Regions from separate parts of the Homo sapiens genome. Here region 2 is linked to region 1. A link is a loop called in an ENCODE intact Hi-C map of the cell type or tissue named here. Cell type or tissue: heart right ventricle. All regions are shown on one strand. Each heading gives the region's core, and the rest is flanking DNA. Links, peaks and the distances in the headings are about the cores only.

Region 1 (10,233 bases), core at 1,538-9,537:
TTCAGTAGGCAAATTCTTTCACCCTCGCACCTTCTAGGTGAGGGCATCTTCCTTTCTATGGTGCTTCCAGAGCACACTATGTTTATCTCTGCCACAACCACTAAGAACAGCAGTTTAACCATTTGTCAGACTTTTTCATGAAGCATATTCCTCTGGAAGAAAGAGGCTATATTTTTCTTATCTGTGTCCCTGGCATCTGGAAGATTACTTGACTGATAACGGATGTGCAATACATGTTTGCTGAATAAATTAACTTACCTGTTAACGCGCGAGCGATATAACAGGACCCTGTGATATACTTAGACTGGCAGTCAAGACCTTGCGTCGGTTGAACTAGTTCCTGAGACTGACCCTTCAACACTTGTTGGACACAGTTGTTCCTTGCTAAGCTTTCAAATCAACTCGATTCAACACACATTTACTCAGCACAATCAGGTGCCAGGCACTGTGCTAGGCACTAGTGTTGCATCAGTGAATCAACAACATCCCTCTGACTCCCTGGATCAGTGAAGATAACTTATTAATTGCTGGCAGTTAACTATAAAAGGCTGGGCCCTGGCCAGGCGCAGTGGCTCACGTCTGTAATCCCAGTACTTTGGGAGGCCCAGGCGGGCGGATCACCTGAGGTCGGGAGTTTGAAACCTGCCTGACCAACATGGAGAAACCCCGTCTCTACTAAAAATACAAAATTAGCTAGGCGTGGTGGCGCATGCCTGTAATCCCAGCTATTCAGAAGGCTGATGCAGGAGAATCATTTGAACCTGGGGAGGCGGAGGTTGTGGTGAGCCGAGATCATACCATTGCACTCCAGCCTCGGCAACAAGAGTGAAACTCTGACTCAAAAAAAAAAAAGGCTGGGCACTGCCCTTGAGGCGCTCACAGCCCAGTGAGGGAGTTATTAGAATACCAAATGACATGTCTTTAGCAACAGAGGAATCCCCTTGGTCCCTTCATGTTCTAAAATGTTCTATCAGGCAACCTTTTGAAAGCTTTAGCATGCTCTTACCACTAAACTGCATTGTATGAAATGGGCCAACAACACAGAAAATAGGCACCCAAGCTTAATCCTCAAGGACTGTTTGTGAAAGCTGTTCCCTTAAGGTACATCATAGCTGCTTCCAGGCTCTGCATTAGAAAATGTTGCTCTCCACATACACGCCATGGAATACTATAAAGCCACAAAAAAGAATGAAATCATGTCGTTTGCAGCAACACGGATGCAGCTGGAGACCATTGTCCTAAGCAAATTAATGCAGGAACAGAAAACCACATGCCGCTATGTTCTCACTTACAAGTGGGAGCTAAACATTGGGTACTCATGGACATAAAGATGGCAACAGCAGATACTGGGGGCTACTAGAGGGCGGAAAAAGTAACTATTGGGCACTATGCTCACTACCTGGATAATGGGATCAATTATACCCCAAGCTTCAGCATCAGGCAATATACCCATGTAACAAAACTGCACATTCACCCCCTGAACCTAAAGTAAAATAGAAGTTGATATTATTAAAGAAAAAAATAAATAAATAAAACACTTAAAAAAGGGGTGGAAATGTTACCCTGTATTTGCAGTAAGATTCAAGAGGAAATGGATTACCTCCTTCCCCCCTTGAAGACTATTTCCTAAGGCTACCTGTGACCCAGATCAAGAGGACCAAAAGCCATATAGAGGCAGAACTAGTTCTCCTTTATGTTAAAGATATAACTTTAACATAAAGTGCTTAAGGGTTTTTCACAACATACACTGTGGTAGAAATAGGATGGACAAAACCAGATGGTTCTAGATCTAATTCTAGGAAGCATTACATAGTATGTGACCCTGCCCAAGTGACTGAACTTATCTAATTTATTTGTTTTTCTCATTTTGTTGTGAGCCAAAGTGCAGGGCACATAATAGGTATTTGGTAGAAAATGGTTCTCTTCCAATTCCACTACCACCCTTCCTACAAAATTGTCACATATGTTTAATGACAGGTCAAGTGGACACCCTGGAAGTGAAAACATGGGTAGGTTCACCTGCTATTCATTAAATTTCATTGAAATCTGTAAAACCACTAAAAGAGATCTACCTCTATAGCGAGAAGAAAGACTTTTTTCAAGAGCACATTCCCATGAGATTGGGATGGCAAGTTGCTCTCCTTATGGGCAATGTATCCAATAAATAACCTACTTGTAAGTAGATCTTAAAAAGTTATTGTTGAGGGGAGACACTTCAGCTGACAACCATGATGTCATTTTCCAATTTGATGCTGCTACACACTGTTCAAAATACAGTAGAGTTTTTGTTTCACAGTCACCATTGCAAGAAATATCCGACAGGCATTTGGGCCAGTCCCCACCAATACACAATCTGTCAAGATTGACTTCTGAAGAGATTGTTCCTTTTTGTGACATGCCTCCAGTGTGGGGTATTGAGTACCCTTTCTAGCCCTGCCTCAGTATAGGTTAGTACGTACCCAAAGTGTTAACCTCAGAGTGATTCCTAGAGACACCGGTTGACACAAGGGCTTAGGGCCAAGAGAGGTCAACACAGCATCTAAGGGCAACACACCCTGAAGTGTGTTGATCCTTGCACTGGACTTGTCTACCTTATGACACCTTTCATCTACCCTCTGGTATATCTGTCTATAATGTGTCCCTGATAGCTCACATGCTGCTGAACTTAGTCCATGTTCCCAATTACAAACCACATCACTGCTAGTAATCTGTAGCCCTCGGGTGGTGGTTGCAGAGTTTAGGATATTGTTCTTCCCAAGAATCCCCTCTTATTTTGGAATCAGTGACTGAAAAAGCAAACAACTGGCTTTCTACATTCATTAATTTTTACTTCATAGACCTAAGAATGGGGGAAATAGCCTTACCAAAAAAGTCACCAATAGGCAGTATGATAATTAATTTTATGTGCCCACTTGACTAGGCCACAGGGTGCCCGGATTAAATACTCTCTTTGGGTATAACTGTGAGGGTGTTTCTGGATAGGATCAGCATCGAATTGGTGGGCTCAGTAAAATGAATTGCCATCCCCAATGTGGGTGGGCATCACTCAATCCACTGATGGCCTGAATAAAACAAAAAGCAGAAGAAGGGAGGATGCATTCCCTTCCCACGTGCCTGCATGAGCTGGGGCACTGGTCTTCTGCCCTAGGGCTGGGATTTCCATCAGTGGCTCCCCTGGTTCTCAGACCTTTGGACTCAGGCTGGAATTACACTACTGGCTTTCCTGGGTCTCTGGCTTGCAGACGCAAATCGTGGGACCTCTCTCAGCTTCTGTAATCAAGTGAATCCACTCCTCATAATTAGTATCTCTCTTTCTCTCTCTCTCTCCACACACACACACACACACACACACACACATATACACACATACACATATATAGGATGTAAACAGGAGATGTATATCTCCTACTGGCCCTGGGTCCCTGGAGAACCCTAATACAGTGCGTACTAAAGGCCTACAAATTGCTTCACTTGGCTGCCTCTTGTGTCCTCCCACAGATGCTTTGCCTTTGGGGCAGGATCTAAGAGATCTTCCAGTTCAAACCCTTCATTTGACAAGCAAAGAACATGAATCCAAGTGGTATCACAACTTATTTGTGATAGGAAAGGTCTGTTCCCCCTCAGGCCTGCCTCTGGACTACTATTCCACCACCATTTCACGGTCTAATCCTTGATGCTTGGCTTTGACATGGAATTGAACCAATATGGATTAATGCTCCCCCACCCCCGCCATTGGCATGAAGAGAAAAGATGCTATTTAAAACAAAGTTTTGGCTTCCTAAACAAATTGTTGATTTGGAATATGGCCTACAAGGAAATAGCCTTGTTACACCTATATAGTAGATACGCAATGAGCACTTAATTAATACATGAAGTTGAAATGGACCATGAATTAACAAAGGCATTCATCAAACCAAAATTCTACTGCTATTAGTCATACATTGGCATTCATGGGCTTTATTCCCTCACCCATACATCAACATGCACACACCTAGTAACCATCAAGTATCAAGGACAAACATCCCAGGTGCAAAGCACAGACTCTCCGCTTACGGAAGGCAGGTGGGGTGGTGCTAGCTGCCCCATAACTCACTGCGTTGTTGGCATGTTTTTTTCAACTGTGTCCTAAACACAAGCTTTATTTCATTGCTTTTATCTCAAGGTGTGGTTAAATATTTGAAAACATTAAGATAATGTCAGAAAGAGGGTTCTAGAATACTCTCAATGTAAGCACACTAGTCAAGCAATTAAATATTCACTGTCTTGAGTGAAAAAAATTAAAAAAGAAAAACATTATAATATAAGATATTTTTAGAACTCTGACTTGGTGTTCTGGCCAAAGAACTTTCACCCAGTTATGATCTGAGCTACCTAAGTATGGAATTTAGATTTCCCTGGTATTCTGGCCAGTGCCTTCTTGAACCCATATACACAATTGAGCATGTTCTCTTGAGGAAAAAAAACGATGCAGCAGAAAGTGTCATCAAATGTGCTCACCAAGAACCACAATGACAGTCCAGATACTCTCCCTACATAGCTTCGAATCCTCTCAACAAAAGAAGCAGTTGGATGTTGTTTCCATTTTCCAGATAGAGAAACTGAGATTCAAAAAGGTTAAGCAAAGTGTCCAAGGCCACGTAAAAATGTGCAGAGCTGGGATGTGAACCCACTCCTAAGCCTCTGCTTTTTCCACTATATGGTATACGGTGACTGAATTTTTTTTTTAATTTTTATTTTTTTGAGACGAAGTCTCGCTCTGTCACCCAGGCTGGAGTGCAATGGCACGATTTCGGCTCACTGCAACCTTTGCCTCCTGGGTTCAAGCAATTCTCCTGCCCCAGTCTCCCAAGTAGCAGGGATTACAGGAGCGTGCCACCATGCCCGGCTAATTTTTGTATTTTTAGTAGAGACGGGGTTTCACCATGTTGGTCAGGCTGATCTCGAACTCCTAACCTCGTGATCCGCCCGCCTCGGCCTCCCGAAGTGCTGGGATTACAGGCATGAGCCACTGTGCCCAGCCAGCTGAATTATTTTTTAACCAAAAGTAAAAACGAACTCAAACAAATGCTCTAACACTACCCCCAGCCCACACCTGGCATGAAGTCTACACCTCTTTAAGTTGGCTAAAAACCACAGGAAAACTAAATGTCAAGAGGCTGTATGTGGCAGACACTGTCAACAAAATGATTCAGGTGAAGATGCCGCTCTATAATTCTTATTCTTCCAAGTTGCTTATTTTAAACACAAAAGTTCCTTAGATTTTCACCATAAATTGTTAGAATTGAAAATGTGAGAATAATTTTAGAGGAAAGCTGTGATTTCCACAGGTCTGCCAAAGCCTGAAGCCCAGAAGAGCCAAGATTATGTTATTTTTCCCCAGAGTGGTATGTTAGTAGAGCCATCTCTCTCTCTTGTTGGATAAAGTATCCCCAAATGCTAACCTGTGAGCCGTGGCCCAATCTGATCTTTTAACTTTGCTTTTATATGGTAATTAAAAAGAGAAAGAAAAAGGAGAATAAAAAATTATGCTAATAAGAATAATAGCTATAATTTATTCATACAACAGTATTAGGAGTGTGGTTGGCATCATGTAAATGACATTATTATGGATGAGGAAACTGGGACTCAGGTTTCATTCTTTGCCCATGTTCCCACAGCTAGTGATTGGCAAAGCAGAATTCAGGCAAGATCTGACTCCAGAACCCATGCGATTAACCAACACACACACAGTGTCTTATGAAGCAAGAGGGGACCAGCTCTGGGTGTGCGCAGAGGCCCATTCAGGGCTGTGCTGCCACTCAGCACTTCTGTGGGTCCCATTTCAATTTCCGCCAGCCACTTGGGTGTGATGTCTTCCTGACATCAGTGAATTCACTGATGTGGCCACAGTGTACAGATGGGCCAAATTATGTGTGCCCATCACAAATGCTGGTTCTCGATCAGCTTCCAAATCTCTGCTGAGAGCTCCGTGAGCAGATGACAATGAGTGTCTACTTCAGCCTGCCTCTTTTCAAGGTTAGGCTGCACAGTGGAGCCAGGCACACACTCCAGCACCACAATTTAAAACCTACTATCTGTTCTCCTGCAAATACCCAGTTGTCAAAATGCAACAGTTTTGATTCTTATGAAAGAGCCACTCTACCGCATTCCTAGCCCTCAACATCCAGCTGGCTCCAGGATGAATCTGCCAAGACTCTCACCCCATGTGCTCGCTGATTGCCTGGCCCCTGGCCCAGCTGGATCTGCACCTGCCGAGTTGCCAGGCCTGGTGTGAAGCCAAGCGCTTTCTCCACATCCTCCTTTTGACCCAGGAGCTGAAGAAGTCTTTCTGAATGAGCTAAAGGAAGAACGACATATCCACCCTTCAGAGCCCACATCAAAGGCCTCCTCTTCTGAGAAACCACCCATGCTCCTTCCCAGCTCCTCCCAATCCTCAACTCCACTCAGAGAGGTCTTCCCTGACCACACTCTCTCAACGTGGCCCCCTCCCCCAGTTACTTGAGCACCACCCTGCAGACCTGCCTTCTAGTGCTCACCACAATCCCAATCCATGCTGGTTATTTATGTTTATCTGTTTATTTTCCATACCCGCACAGGAACCCTGTACTCTACCTGGGCAGTAACCTCACAGCCTCCATCCCTACTGCCCATGGTGAGCACAGCGCCGGGGATACAGCAGATAATCAATACCAGAATTAGTGCTGTCCAACAAAAAGAGAATGCAAGGCGTGCTAGTTTAAATTTACTAGTGTCCACATTGAAGATGCAAAAAGAAACAGTTGAGATGATTTTTTAACAATATGCTTTATTTAACCCAGCATATCCAAAATATTATCACTTCATCATGTAGGCGATATAAAAATTACTAATGAGCTATTTTACGTTCTCTGCCTTTAAAATCAGCTGTGTCCTTCACTTACAGCACATCTCAGTTTGGATGCCAAGTTTTCACCAGAGATATTTGATCTGCATTTAGATCTCATAAAATTGACAGTTGAAATAGGTTCATATACCCAAATCATATCAAACATACTTAAACATGTTCTAATAAGTCAAGTGTCAGTTGTAAAATTTGAATTTAAAGTTAATACAATTTAATTAAGTGAAATTAAAAATCCAGTTCCTCAGACGTACTAGCCACATGCCAAGCACACAATGGCCACAGTGGTTAGCGGCTGCCATATTCAGGAGTCAGATTTGAATGATTAAATGAGAGAACAAATGTATCAAACATTTTACAATATTGGTCATTTCATCAATTAAGTGTAAGGAAATTACTCTTGGCACCAATTGACTGAAAGGCCTTAAATTTCATAGATTTCCTCAGGAGCTTAAATCACTTTGTAGCAAGTGAGTGGCATTTTGTATCACTTTCATGTAGAGATGCACCAGCCCCAGGGGCTGGGCCACCAGTCAGAGGTGAAGCTACATAAGAGGCACCCGATGCAGTGACCTGGACTTCAGGTTCAGCTCAATCACAAGGACTCAGTTCAGTAGCAACAGTAGCTGATAGAATCAGGGACACTGCTAAGCCACACAGCTCTTTTGTTTGATTAGCAAGAAGCCATCTTCCTTCCAGGCAGATGTTACTTGATGCCATTCCTCTGGTACTTTACCTCTTTCCACTTTTCATTCTAACTAATTGTGGACATCATTTCAATTTCCTTATAGAAGAGTCATCTACTTGGTTTCTGGAGAGAGCCTTCTTCATCACTGTACAGGGTAGCCAGATGTGCCCATTTGACCAGGACAACTGAACTCAAGCCTGTTGCCCTGGTGTCATCTGCACTCCTTTTCACTCTCAAATTCTGGAAGAGTATAATTTATGGCAGAGCCTCTCAGGAACTGAGCTCCTGGCAGGCACTCGGGAAACAGCTGTCGAATGTTAATAAGTAGAGCACGGCTGGAGCACGAAGGAGAGCCGATGCTCATCTCTGGCCTTCTCTTCTATAAATATAAATTTAGGGAATAATAAATGCAACCCTGTGATATAGAAAAAGTGTAAACTGGCCTTTATAGTAATAAGATTTAATTTACAATCTTTGGCGTCTTAAATTTCCTTTTGTTCTTCAGCTGTTTTTCTTTATTCATGCCCTTTCACATGATCACATTCCCTCTGTTTTCCCAGAATATTAAAATTAGTTTTTTTCTCTGATAGTCTCTCTCTTGTCTTGCTTCTTCCCCAGCCCCTATTTCCTTTCAGGGATTAACTGCCCACAGAGTTTTGGATTTCTCACTCCTTCAGAAGTCTACACTATTGAGCTGCCCTGACCTCTGGTTGTTTCAAACTAATCCTATTCCTTCCAAGTCTTTCATTTATTTCCCCTTCAGTTCTCCAGCTTGTAAGAATATGACAATTGCTCTGACTGAGTCTTCTGACCTATAATCTAACAAAGGTAGGCAAAAGAAGAAAGAATTGTCTGTTTTATCTTTATTTCACAGTTGAAAAAAGACCTAAAATCTATTCTACGTTGCTTCTTCAATCTCCTTCACTCTCCAAGTCTTCACCTTACATACAGTTAGTTACACTTCTGTCTCCATCATAGAACACAGGTAGGATTACAAATGTGGACTTTGGTGTTGGACACATGAGTTTGAATCCTAGGTCCTCCACAAACTAGTGTCCAAAATTGCTTCTTCTGCCCTACATAGAATAGGAATTACAATATCTACCTCAGAGGGCTTTGCAACGTTTAAGTGGAACCATCACAGACCCACAGTGAGCACTCAACAGGCAGCTATTGTCTTTACCATAAAGCTTACCATACCTTACTCATTCCTATTTCTCCCCTGCACTAAGCACAGTGTTGTGCCCAGCACATGGTGAGTATCCAATAAATAGTCTTTTCAGTTGAATGTTTATTGCTGCAAATGAAACCAATGGGACTTGGTTCCCATAAGGATTCTTAAGTTTCACCGGCAAATATCTCCATTTGTGCCGTGGCCACAGAGTCGGCCCCGAGCCCAGCCACACTGGAGTATGTACAACTGCTGGACATGGGGCATTCAGCAAGAAGTTAACTGGGTTAATACAAACACTTCTCCAATCTGGGTAGGGAGCAGGGGGGATCATCGAATTACATGAGCAGCTCATAGTGGCTCAATAGCATCCTCTTTTAGTAAGAGCATGACATCCTGTAGTCTCATGTGTACATCAAACCTTAACCCATGCAAGGTGGAGCCCAAGCTTGTCAACATGGAACAAGCAGCCGTCTGTGACATGGTTCCTAGGGTATCTACCTCATCAGCCTGGCCCTCCTCACCCCACTTGCTCCATATTCACACACCTTAGCTTGAGCAACAATGAAATGTGGCCTAAACAATGCCACTCTCTGTCTTGCATCTGAAGTTTCCCCAGTCTTCTTCCTTAGAATGTCCTTGAGCCACTTCAATGTTTTTGTCCACTGGCAAACTTCTTCTTAAAGATTGGCTCAAGAGTCTTCCCTTCTCTGGAAAGATATTCTAGATTCAATTTTGTGTGCTCTTTCCTCAATGTTCCCTCCCTGTCATGAGCAAACTTTCTTCACAGGTCTTAAATGATCACTGCTCTCCTATTAATTGCCCCTCTCCCAGGCCTAAAAAATGTCATTTGTAATATTTTGTCCCCTAAGTTTCTATTTCTGCCAAATTGCAAGGTTAGACCTTTGAAGGAAGGCCAGTGTGCCACAATGTCAGCTTCTGTGTCTATCAGCCCTCTAGATTACCAATTCCTTGTTAAGCGACACAGGGGATGTGTAGTGTTGATTGAATGAATGGATAAATACAATGCTTTCAAGTTTACAATGTGCTTTTTGCACGAATTAACCTCTCTAACCTTCACACTACTCTGAGTTCTTATTATTACCATTTCCATTTCATACAGAAGGAAACTTTCACTCATAGAGCTAAATCGTTTGCCCAAATGTTCACTGTCAATGAAAGACAGAGACAGAACTAGTTCTTCTGACTCCAAATCAAGGGTCCAGAATCTTCCATGGGAAGGGAAAAGAAAAATCTTTGTGCATTATCTCACAGAGAGTCTCAAGCTCATGAATCTTACACAGGTAATGGCCTGGATCCTCAACACAGGTTTTGGCCTCTAAAGTTCATACTCTTCCCCTGAACCAAGCTGCCTCCAAGCTACACAACCCATGGATACACATGGGTACTCAGAAAACAGAATTCCTTCCATCTGTTTTTTATAGTCAGGTTGTGTAAATCACTGTTAAGCATACCGAGTAAAACAGCCTAATA
Region 2 (10,233 bases), core at 881-8,880, 57 kb after region 1:
TCAATAAATAATGTGAGGACAAAGAAGCAACTCTGAGAGCAATTAAGCTCTAGGACCTTTAGGGTTTCTTTCAGGAAATGCAAATCTCCAAACAACAGAATCACATACACACATTGGAAATAACTAATAAGTGGCTTCTGATTTTTTTCTTGGATATACATAATTACCAATTGAATAATCAGCAAAATGTATGCTGGAGTTCACTAGGGTCTTCCTATTACATCACGGGGTTCTTATCCAGAGTATCACAATCTTTTTCTCTCCTTTCACCACATATCTTAGTCTACACTGCACACAAGGCTAAGGAGAAAACTATTGAGCTTGGCCTTTTGTGTTTATCGAGATGGACTAGGTTCCACTAGAGTGAACTGATCCCATGAGTCTCAGTGACTTAAAACAAAAAAGGTTTATTTCTAGCTCATGTTATATATCTATCGTGCACTGGGCTGGGAGTGCTGCTCATCGCATCTCTCAAGGACTCAGACTAATGAAGCATCCACCATCTGGAGCTCTGCCAATCACAGGGCAGATGCAGCTCACCACAAGTCACTCACTGGCTGTAAATGAAGGGACACGAGTCACTTCTGCTCACATTTCACTGGGCCACTGAAGTCACCTGGCCATGCTCAACACCAAATATAGGGAAATTCAATCTTATAACACAGCCAAGGGAGAGAACCAGAAACATTCAGTGGACAGTACTAACAACTGCTGCGGGCTTTATTTACTCCCTGCCTGTTTTTGCCCACTTCCATTTATCCATTTTAGAAAATCTTTCTGAGGGCATTTTTTTTCTTGAGACGGAGTCTTGCTCTTGTTACCCAGGCTGAAGTGCAATGGCACGATCTCAGCTCACCGCAACCTCTGCCTCCCAGGTTCAAGCAATTCTCCTGCCTCAGCCTCCCAAGTAGCTGGAATTACAGGCACCCACCACCACACCTGGATAATTTTGTATTTTTAGTACAGATTGAGTTTCTCCATTTTGGTCAGGCTGGTCTAGAACTCCTGACCTCAGGTGATTCGCCCGCCTCGGCCTCCCAAAGTGCTGGGATTACAGGCGTGAGCTACCGCACCCAGCTCTGAGGGCATTTTAACTACAGAAAACTCTTCCAGGTGCCAACTGGGTCACAAAGGTGAACCACACAGAAATCCTATCTTTTTTTTTTTGAGATGGAGTCTCACTCTGTCACCCAGGCTGGAGTGCAGTGGCGCGATCTTGGCTCATTGCAACCTCTGCATCCCGGGTTCCAGAAATTCTCCTGCCTCAGCCTCCCAGAGTAACTGACACTACAGGTGTGCATCACCACACCTGGCTAATTTTTGTATTTTTAGTAGAGAAAGGGTTTCGCCATGTTGGCCAGGCTGGTCTCAAACTCCTAACCTCAGGTGATCCGCCCACCTCGGCCTACCAAAGTGCTGGTATTACAGGCATGAGCCACTGCACCCGGCCCAGAAATCCTATGTTTAGGGGGATTATTATCTAGCAGAGGAGAGAAAATCGGATAGATAGATAGATAGATAGATAGATAGATAGATAGATAGATAGATAGACAGAGAGAGAGATAGAGAGATAGATAGATAGATAGATAGATAGATAGATAGATAGATAGATAGATAAATAGAAAGAGAAGGATGCATGGATGGCGGATGGATGGATAGATAGATAGATAGATAGATGGCATGTAAGATGAAAATGCCAAGTGCCAATAAAAAGAAGCATACAAGGTTCAATGAGAGTTTAAACGAAGGAGGTTTTAGCCATAGGAAGTTTCATTTGAGGAAATGACATCTGAGAAAGGCTTTGTAGAACATAGTGAGATCTGGGCATGTGGATGTCCCGGCAGTGAGAATGACATGAGTAGAGGCAGAAAAGCAGGACATGCCAGTTCATGTGCACAGAATGGCAAAATAGTTAGGTTGAATGATGTTGAGAACATTAAAGAAGGAAGAGGAGGAAAGAGAAGAAAAAGGGAGAGGAAGAAGCAATTCTTTTTGACCAGAGGAAAGGGGGAGGCAGTGGGGACAGGGTAAGACTTGCACAATAATCCACATAAGAGTGACAAAGGCCTTACCTACAGTAGGCCCATCACAATTGTGAGGAAGGAATAGCTCTACTTTCAAACCATATATCCCATGAGAAAGCTCAGCTTTTCCATCGCTCCTTCATCTGACCTAGAAAATACAATTCACCTTTCCCTCTATCTACCCAAGCCTGAAGGCCTGGAGGTTTGCAGCTTGGATCTGATAAAAGAAGAGAGGTCAAATGGGGAGACTCATCTCTACTGAGAGATTGGCTTCTGGCCATGTCACCCAACCAAGAGAATGTTCCCTTTATCATTAAAGGGAGTTAACTCCCAATAAATACTTGTTCTATTTGTCCTGAGTTTGTTTCCTATCTCCAAGGATGTTTCTGAAGCCACTCCTTAAGGACTGACCTGCAGGGCTTAATTTATGACTGTTTGTTCTAGAGTCTGCAATCCCTCCTTCTCTCTGGATTTAATTTCAGTGTTTTGGCACTTAAATGGCCAATCCGGCTAGGCCCTGCCATGAGCCTCTGACCATCACAAGAGTGTACAGCTTATTTTATACAGAGGACCCTTCTTTTAGGACCTTTCACGCGCACCAAACCTGACTGTTTTTGCTACTTCCATTGCTTCTACATAAACAGTGAAATTTGCCCGTGATTGGAAATTGTTTCTTACTACTGACCAGTTTCTTCATTAGGGAACTCTGTGCTGTTCTTCCCACTGCTCCAATAGACAAAAGACTTTCACTGCCACCCCAAGGAGATGGTCACAGCCAGAAGGATCCTTAGGGTTCACCAAGATCCACAGAGAAGCAATAATAGTCCTAGGATAATCTGGGACTTGCCTCTCGGAGTGCGTGCTGTCACACTGTGTACTCTGACTTTCATACCAAAAATGCTCATAGAAGTCAAAATCAGAAGAATGACCCTGCTAATGATGCCAAGGTCTGAAACACTAAAAGATAAGGGCTAGGCTATTTCCCAGGAAGCCTGGACTTTCGAATCCACACACAAATGACTCATCAATCCTAGAACACTGCTTTTTACCATACCCCTTTATAGAATAAACAATGCACTACTGATTTCATTCTTGACTATATAGAATTTTTTGTACTTTTTCTCCAGTGTTCACATTATTTTACATTTTACGTACGTTCCATGTCTGCAAAATACTTTAGAATTCAACCAATATTTAATGACTAAGTATACACAGTGAGACACTATGCTATATGCTACAGAGTAATAATTAAGTCCCTGTAGACCGAAAAAAAAAAGGACAAACTTAACTATATTTAATTCCCTAAGAGAATTCTGGGCAAGCTATTATGCAAGTCAATGAAGTTAAAAATCAGAGCAATTTTACCTATACCTACATTTTACGTATACTTCCAGAGCAAAATATAGGTAAAGAGGTGATATTTAATGAGACAGGGCGCATTCAGCATAGTATGGCCATAGACAAGAGTTGACATTTGAGAGGTGCCTTCAAGAAGAGATAAAATTTCCAGAAGAGCAATGGATCAGGTGAATAGTTCAGGTGGAAAGACTGACAGAGCAACAGGAAAGCATTGAGCGTAATATCTGGGGAACAATAGGAAGGTCTAGCTTTATCAAGGGAATGAGTAGGAGAAATGATGGAAAAACTATTTCAGGACAAGTAGGTACAGGCCTTTAAAAGCCCAGAGAAGGAATCCATTGTAATGCAATAGGCAAATGGGAGCTACTGGTGGCTTCTGAACAGGGAAATGACATCACCAAAATTAAGCCTTAAGATGATCCTCTCTAATCTCAAGCTCCACCTCTTCTTCCTTGTTAGTCTCCATTTACACTGTTCTGACCTTCTCTTCCTCAGAGGCCTTTGCATTTGCCATCTCCTTTACAAAGACCTCATCTGACTCCAGACTACCATGTGGTTGGAGCTTTCTTAAAATTAGGTATCTGCGGCTGGGCGCAGTGACTCACGCCTGTAATCCCAGCACTTTGGGAGGCTGAGGCAGGCAGATCACAAGGTCAGGAGCTCGAGACCAGCCTGACCAACATAGAGAAACCCCATCTCTACTAAAAATACAAAAAATTAGCCGGGCATGGTGACAGACACCTGTAATCTCAGCCACTCAGAAGGCTGAGGCAGGAGAATTGCTTGAACCCGGGAGGCGGAGGCTGCAGTGAGCCGAGATTGCGCCACTGCACTCCAGCCTAGGCGACAGTGGGAGACTCTGTCTCAAAAAAAAAATAGGTATCTGCTCAAGTGTTCCTCCTCAGTGAGTCTCCCTGACCAACTAAATGAGTTCTCTCACCCTTGGTCACACTTTAGTCTACTAACATGTTGCTTTCCAACATCACCTATCATAATTTGAAATAATTTTACTCATGTCATTACTGGATTATGGCTTGTCTCCTCCCACTATAACGCAAGCACCGTGTGAGCAGACAAATGTAATTGTATTGTGCCTAGTAGAATGGCTGATAAAATAGGTACTCAATAACTATTTTAACAGCTTTACTGAGATATAATTCACATACCAAACAAATCACCCATTTAAAGCAGTGGTCCCCAACCTTTTCGGCACCAGGGACCGGTTTCACGGAAGAAAATTTTTCCATGGACAGGGGAGGGGGCAATGGTTTTGGGATGAAACTGTTCCATATCAGATCATCAGGCATTAGTTAGATTCTCATAAGGAGCACGCAACCTAGATCCCTCACATGCACAGTTCACAACAGGGTTCGCCCTGCTACAAGAGTCTACCGGCCCCACTGATCTGACAGGAAGTGGAGCGGCTCACCTGCCCCTTACTTCCTGCTGTTCAGCCTGGTTCCTAACAGGCCACGGACCGTATCAGTCCATGGCCTGGGGGTTAGGGATCCCTGCTTTCAAGCAGAATATTAAATTGTTTTTAGTATGTTTACAAAGTTGTACAAAAATCACCATAATCAGTGTTATTATTTTTTGAGACAGTGTCTTGCTGTCATCCAGGCTGGAATGCAGTGGCACCATTACGCTTACTGCATCCTCAAAATTCTTGGGCTCAAGCCCTCTTTCTGCCTCAGCTTGCCAAGTAGCTGGGACTACAGGCTACCATGCCCTGCTAATTTTTTATTTTTATTTTTTTCTTTTGTAGAGACCAGAAGGTGTCACTTTATTGCCCAGGCTGGTCTTGAACTTCTAGCCTCAAGTGATTCTCCCACTTTGACCTCCCAAAGTGTTGGGATTACAGGCAACAGCCAGTGAGCCAGGTCAACAATCTATTTTAGAACATTTCATCACCTCCCAAAAAATCTCATACCTATTAGCAGCCACTCCCCATTTCCCACCAACCCTTCCAGCCTTACCCAACCACAAATCTACCCTCTGTCTCTATAGATTTGCTAAATCCGGACATTTTATATAAACAGAATGATACAATAATGTGGCCTTTTGTGACTGGTTCCTTTCACTTAGAATAATATTTTCAAGGTTCATCTACATTGTAGCATGTATCAAAACTTCATTTCCATTGTGAAAAAATATTCCATAATATTAATATGAATACACCAAATTGTATCCATTTATCCGTTGATAGACAGTTGGATTGTTTCTGCTTTTTGGCTACTGTGAATAATGATGGCATGAACACTTATCTACAAGATTTTGTGTGGACAAATGTTTTCATTTCTGTTGGGTATACATTTAGGAGAGAACTGCTGGGTCATAGAGTAGCTGTATGTTTCACCTTTTGAGGAACTGCCAGACAGTTTTCCAAAGTGGTCTCACAGCTTTACATTCCCATTAGCACATTCCCATTGTAAATTGGAGAATTGCAATTTCTCCACATTCTCATCAACACTTGTAATGATCTGTCTTTTTTATTATAGCCATCCTAGTGAGTGTAAACCAGTAGCTTATTGAGGTTTGACTTACATTTCCCTGGTGACTAATGATGTTATACATCTTTAGATGTGCTTCTTGCCCATTTGCATATGTGCTTTGGAAAAATGTCTACTCAGATATTTTGTGCCCATTTTTAATTGAGAAATTGGTCTTTTATTATTGAGAGTGAGAATTCATTACATATTTTGGGTACAAGTCTTCCTCAGATATGATTTGCAAATATTTACTCCCATTCTGTGGGTTGTCCTTTCACTTTCTTCACGGTGTCCCTCAACAACTATTTTTTAAATAAAACAATGAATAGAATTAATCTTTTATGACAAAGGAAACCTGTGACTGGCTCATAAATATGTGACAAATTCATGGCAGGGCTGGATCTAGAAGGGTGACTCAAGTCACCTGTTTTCAGCTTTGAGTTTCCTTCACTGGTTCCCAGCATTGTCCAACCAGCCCAGGAGCAATGACATCATCCCGTGATGAGTCAAAGAATGCAGCATTTGGCAAATTGGTCCGTGAGCACCAAATTGAAAGACGCCCCATAGTTAAAAATAAAGAAAAAAAGGTCTTGCTGGAAGCTAGCCTGTAATAAATCCTAAGTGGCCTACAATTTTGTTTTCTTTGAGAAACTTCGAAATTGATGAATGGGGTTCCCACTGACACACAAACATATTAGTTAAATGAAACTAGAATAGGCACAGGATGAGTAGGCAGTATCTTTCTAAATTTACATTATGGATATTTGCTTATAAAATTATAGGCCCTGGGATGATCTCCCCTCCCTGCTCTGTATTCAGACTACCCAGCTTTATTTTGGTTGAGGATCTCCCACCAGAGAAAACAAGGTACAAGCATGGGAACATGGATATACAGAGATCTGGTATATTTTTACAGCTGTAAGAGCTTCTCAGTATAGAAAAATACCAGACCTTAAGAACTTATTACAAAAATATCATCCCTTAAATACTTATTTTATATATATATATAATATATATATATAATATATATTTTATATATATATATACACACACACACATATATACACACATGCACATACACATACAGAGAGAGACAGAATATAAACAGTTTGTTATACTGGGAAAGGCATCAAGGAAAGACTTGCTTTTAACTAGGTTCAAATCTTAACTAGGTTCAATGCTGGCATGGTATCCAAAATGTAATTTTCCCAGGATAGAATTAACCTCTCAGATAATGTATAGAAAATTAAAATAGAAACTTAAATACTTCTTTTGTGATGCTAACCTCAATTAACAATCAGATTACCATACAAATGTAAACAAGATTAATCTATTATATAGAGCAATCTAAAAATGTTATATGTGATAGAGCAATCTATAAATAATTTTAAAGACTCATTTTAAAACTTATCTGTATTCCTATAAGGTAGTAAAGTTTAGGCTAAGAATACATGAAAGGCATGTTCAGAACACAGCTTTGTTGTACTATATAAAATACGTATTTAAAGGGCAGAATACATGAAATGTGAATAAATTATAGTTATAATTATCTGTTATAATACTGAGATGGAAAGTAGACTATGTGACAACCTAAGCTAAAAGTCAACCTAAAATGTGAGATAGTATAGACCATTTTAAAAAATCATCCTTAAATATTGTGTCCTGGTTTTACATTCTCTGTTTCCACTGTCCCCTCTATATTCAGTGTTCAACACGATCTTCAGTTTTTAAACCAAATATGGGAGTTGAAAGCAATCATCCATGTGTCTGTCTTTATCCCTTAAGTTGGTAAGGGACCTGCAGTGCAAATAATAGCACACAGATGTGTAAAGCAGAGATAATACCTACATTTATCCAAAGAGAATGAAATACGGGGTAAGCTTCATGTTTATCTGCCCAGTGGACATATCAGCACAAATTGCTTGGAATCCTCTTCTTCCACGCACTGATAACCCCTCAAATACTTCAGCCTCTGTTTCTTGACTCTTTCCAACCCATTAGACTTCGCCTGTTCTCTGCCTGGTCGTCTCACCTGCATCTCCATACCCTGGACCTTATCATTGAGCAGAACAACTCTAGCTAGTAGCTTACAAAAAAATAAAAATACTCTCTGGGTTGGCTCTCATCTTTCTGCTTCTACCACTCTTATCAAGCTGGCCATCCATTTTTCTTTTGTTTGTAAAGCCGCTATGGCCACCCTATTCCATTGGTCCAGTAGTCCTATTTTGGCCCCACCACCTTCCTCACAGACTATGGTCAACCACTTCAGAAGTGGCACCTTTTATATTCAAGAACTGTTTGCCTCCTAGTTTCCCAGAGTCTTCTTTCGCCTTCTCTCTTACTCTGGTAAATTCAAACTCCTTGTTTTGTCCTTTTCTTTTTTTTTTTTTTTTTTTTTTTTTTTTTAGATGGTGTCTCACTCTGTCACCCAGGCTGAAATGCAGTGGCGCGATCTTGGCTCACTGCAACCTCCACCTCCTGGGTTCAAGCGATTCTCCTGCCTCAGCCTCCTGAGTAGCTGGGATTACAGACGCTCGACACCACACCCCGCTAATTTTTGTATTTTTAGTAGAGATGGGGTTTTGCCATGTTGGCCAGGCTGGTCTCGAACTCCTGACCTCAGGTAATCTGCCCGCCTTGGCCTCCCAAAGTGCTGGGATTACAGGCGTGAGCCACCACGCCCAGCCTGTTTTGTCCTTTTCTAATCTCAGGCTCCTGAACATTCATGAGAAAGGCACAAAACAATACAGACTGGTTCATTTTTTCTTTTTTCACTCACTCATTTAATCACTACTCACTGCGCAATGGCTAAGGACAAGCAGCAAATAACCTCATTGCTATTTGGTACATTTTTATATAGTCATCAATCATTAATTGTTATCAGCATTTCCTAAAAGTGTTCCAAAATACTGAAGTATCCAGACATCCATTTCCTCCAGTTCCCGCTGCTCCAACTTGCCACAGGTGGTCTTCATCTTTTTTTTTTTTTTTTTAAGTTCTGGGATATATGTGCAGAACATGCAGGTTTGTTACACAGGTATACATGTGCCATGGTGGTTTGCTGCACCCATCAACCCGTCATCAAGGTTTTAAGCCCTGCATGCATTAGGTATCTGTCCTAATGCTCTCCCTCCCTTTTCCCGCCACCCCCAACAGGCTCCAGTGTGTGATGTTCCCCTCCCTGTGTCCATGTGTTCTCACTGTTCAGCTCCCACTTATGAGTGAGAACATGTGGTGTTTGGTTTTCTGTTCCTGTGTTACTTTGCTGAGAATGATGGCTTCCAGCTTCATCCATATCCCTGCAAAGTACATGAACTCATTCTTCTTTATGGCTGCATAGTATTCCATGGTGTATATGTGCCACATTTTCTTTATCCAGTCTATAATTGATGGGCATTTGGGTTGGTTCCAAGTCTTTGCTATTGTAAATAGTGCTGCAATAAACATACGTGTTCATGTGTCTTTATGATAGAATGATTTATAATCCTTTTAAGTGACTGAGATTGAGGCCACTCTATACTTCCTTTCCTCCTCAGCGGAATTCCTCTGACTCGCCACTCGCCCTTCCTTCCTCTTTAGTCTGAGGCACCAACGTTTCTCTTCCTTTCCAGATGGACTTTTTATCCCTCTTTACTTACACCCTGCATGCCCCCTGCCCACGTGCTCACTGTGTTTCTCCTGTACCACACACTGTTCTAGGTGCTGGGGATACAATCATGAATGAGGCACTGCCCTCTCAAAAAGCTCACCAGCTAGTGGAAGGATAGGTGTGTAATTAGACACACACACACAAATTCACATACAATTGGGATGACTACATCATTTATCTTCCAAACTTGGACATGTTTGAGAGTGAATGGGGAGGTAAAAAACAAATGGGGTGAACCGATTTACTGCAGGGTAAAAAAAAAAAAAAAAGTTGTTTGTTTTTTTTTTTTTTTTGAGACAGAGTCTCGCTCCGTCACCCAGGCTGGAGTGCAGTGGCATGATCTCGGCTCACTGATGCCTCAGCCTCCCGGGCTCAAGCAACTGTCCCACCTCAGCCTCCCGGGTAGCTGCAACTACAAGCACAGACCACCACACCTGGCTAATTTTTGTATTTTTAGTAGAGACAGGGTTTCACCATGTTACCCAGGCTGGTCTTGATCTCCTGGCCTCAAGAGATCCAGCTCCCTCAGCCTCCCAAAGTGCTGGGATTACAGGCATGAGCCTCTTCACCTGGCCAAAAAAATTTTAAACAAGATATAATAACTCTCATTTACAGAGTATTTGTGTGTCAGATACTATTCTAGCTACTTTTAACTCATCCTCACAACAATTGTATGCGGGGATCACTCTTGTTATTATATCCCTTACACACA

The links. Hi-C counts contacts between places; a loop is a spot of excess contacts. Peaks named below come from ENCODE experiments on the same cell type or tissue, not always from the same donor. Only the 100,000 strongest peaks of a DNase experiment are listed, where the experiment ranks them.
Region 2: it touches region 1 in a loop (2.0-fold over the local background); 16 of 110 quality-filtered maps call a loop at or near these places.

Annotation. Positions count from the first base shown.
Region 1 is chr9:75,958,386-75,968,618 of GRCh38, reverse strand. The region is part of intron 2 of PCSK5 (proprotein convertase subtilisin/kexin type 5); the gene reads right to left. Among named protein-coding and RNA genes, the nearest start is that of PCSK5, 73 kb to the right of the region's middle. In heart right ventricle, for the core only: no CTCF peak of the experiment used is centred there; DNase peaks (open chromatin) are centred at 6,228 and 7,850.
Region 2 is chr9:75,900,260-75,910,492 of GRCh38, reverse strand. The region is part of intron 1 of PCSK5 (proprotein convertase subtilisin/kexin type 5); the gene reads right to left. Among named protein-coding and RNA genes, the nearest start is that of PCSK5, 15 kb to the right of the region's middle. In heart right ventricle, for the core only: no CTCF peak of the experiment used is centred there; no DNase peak of the experiment used is centred there.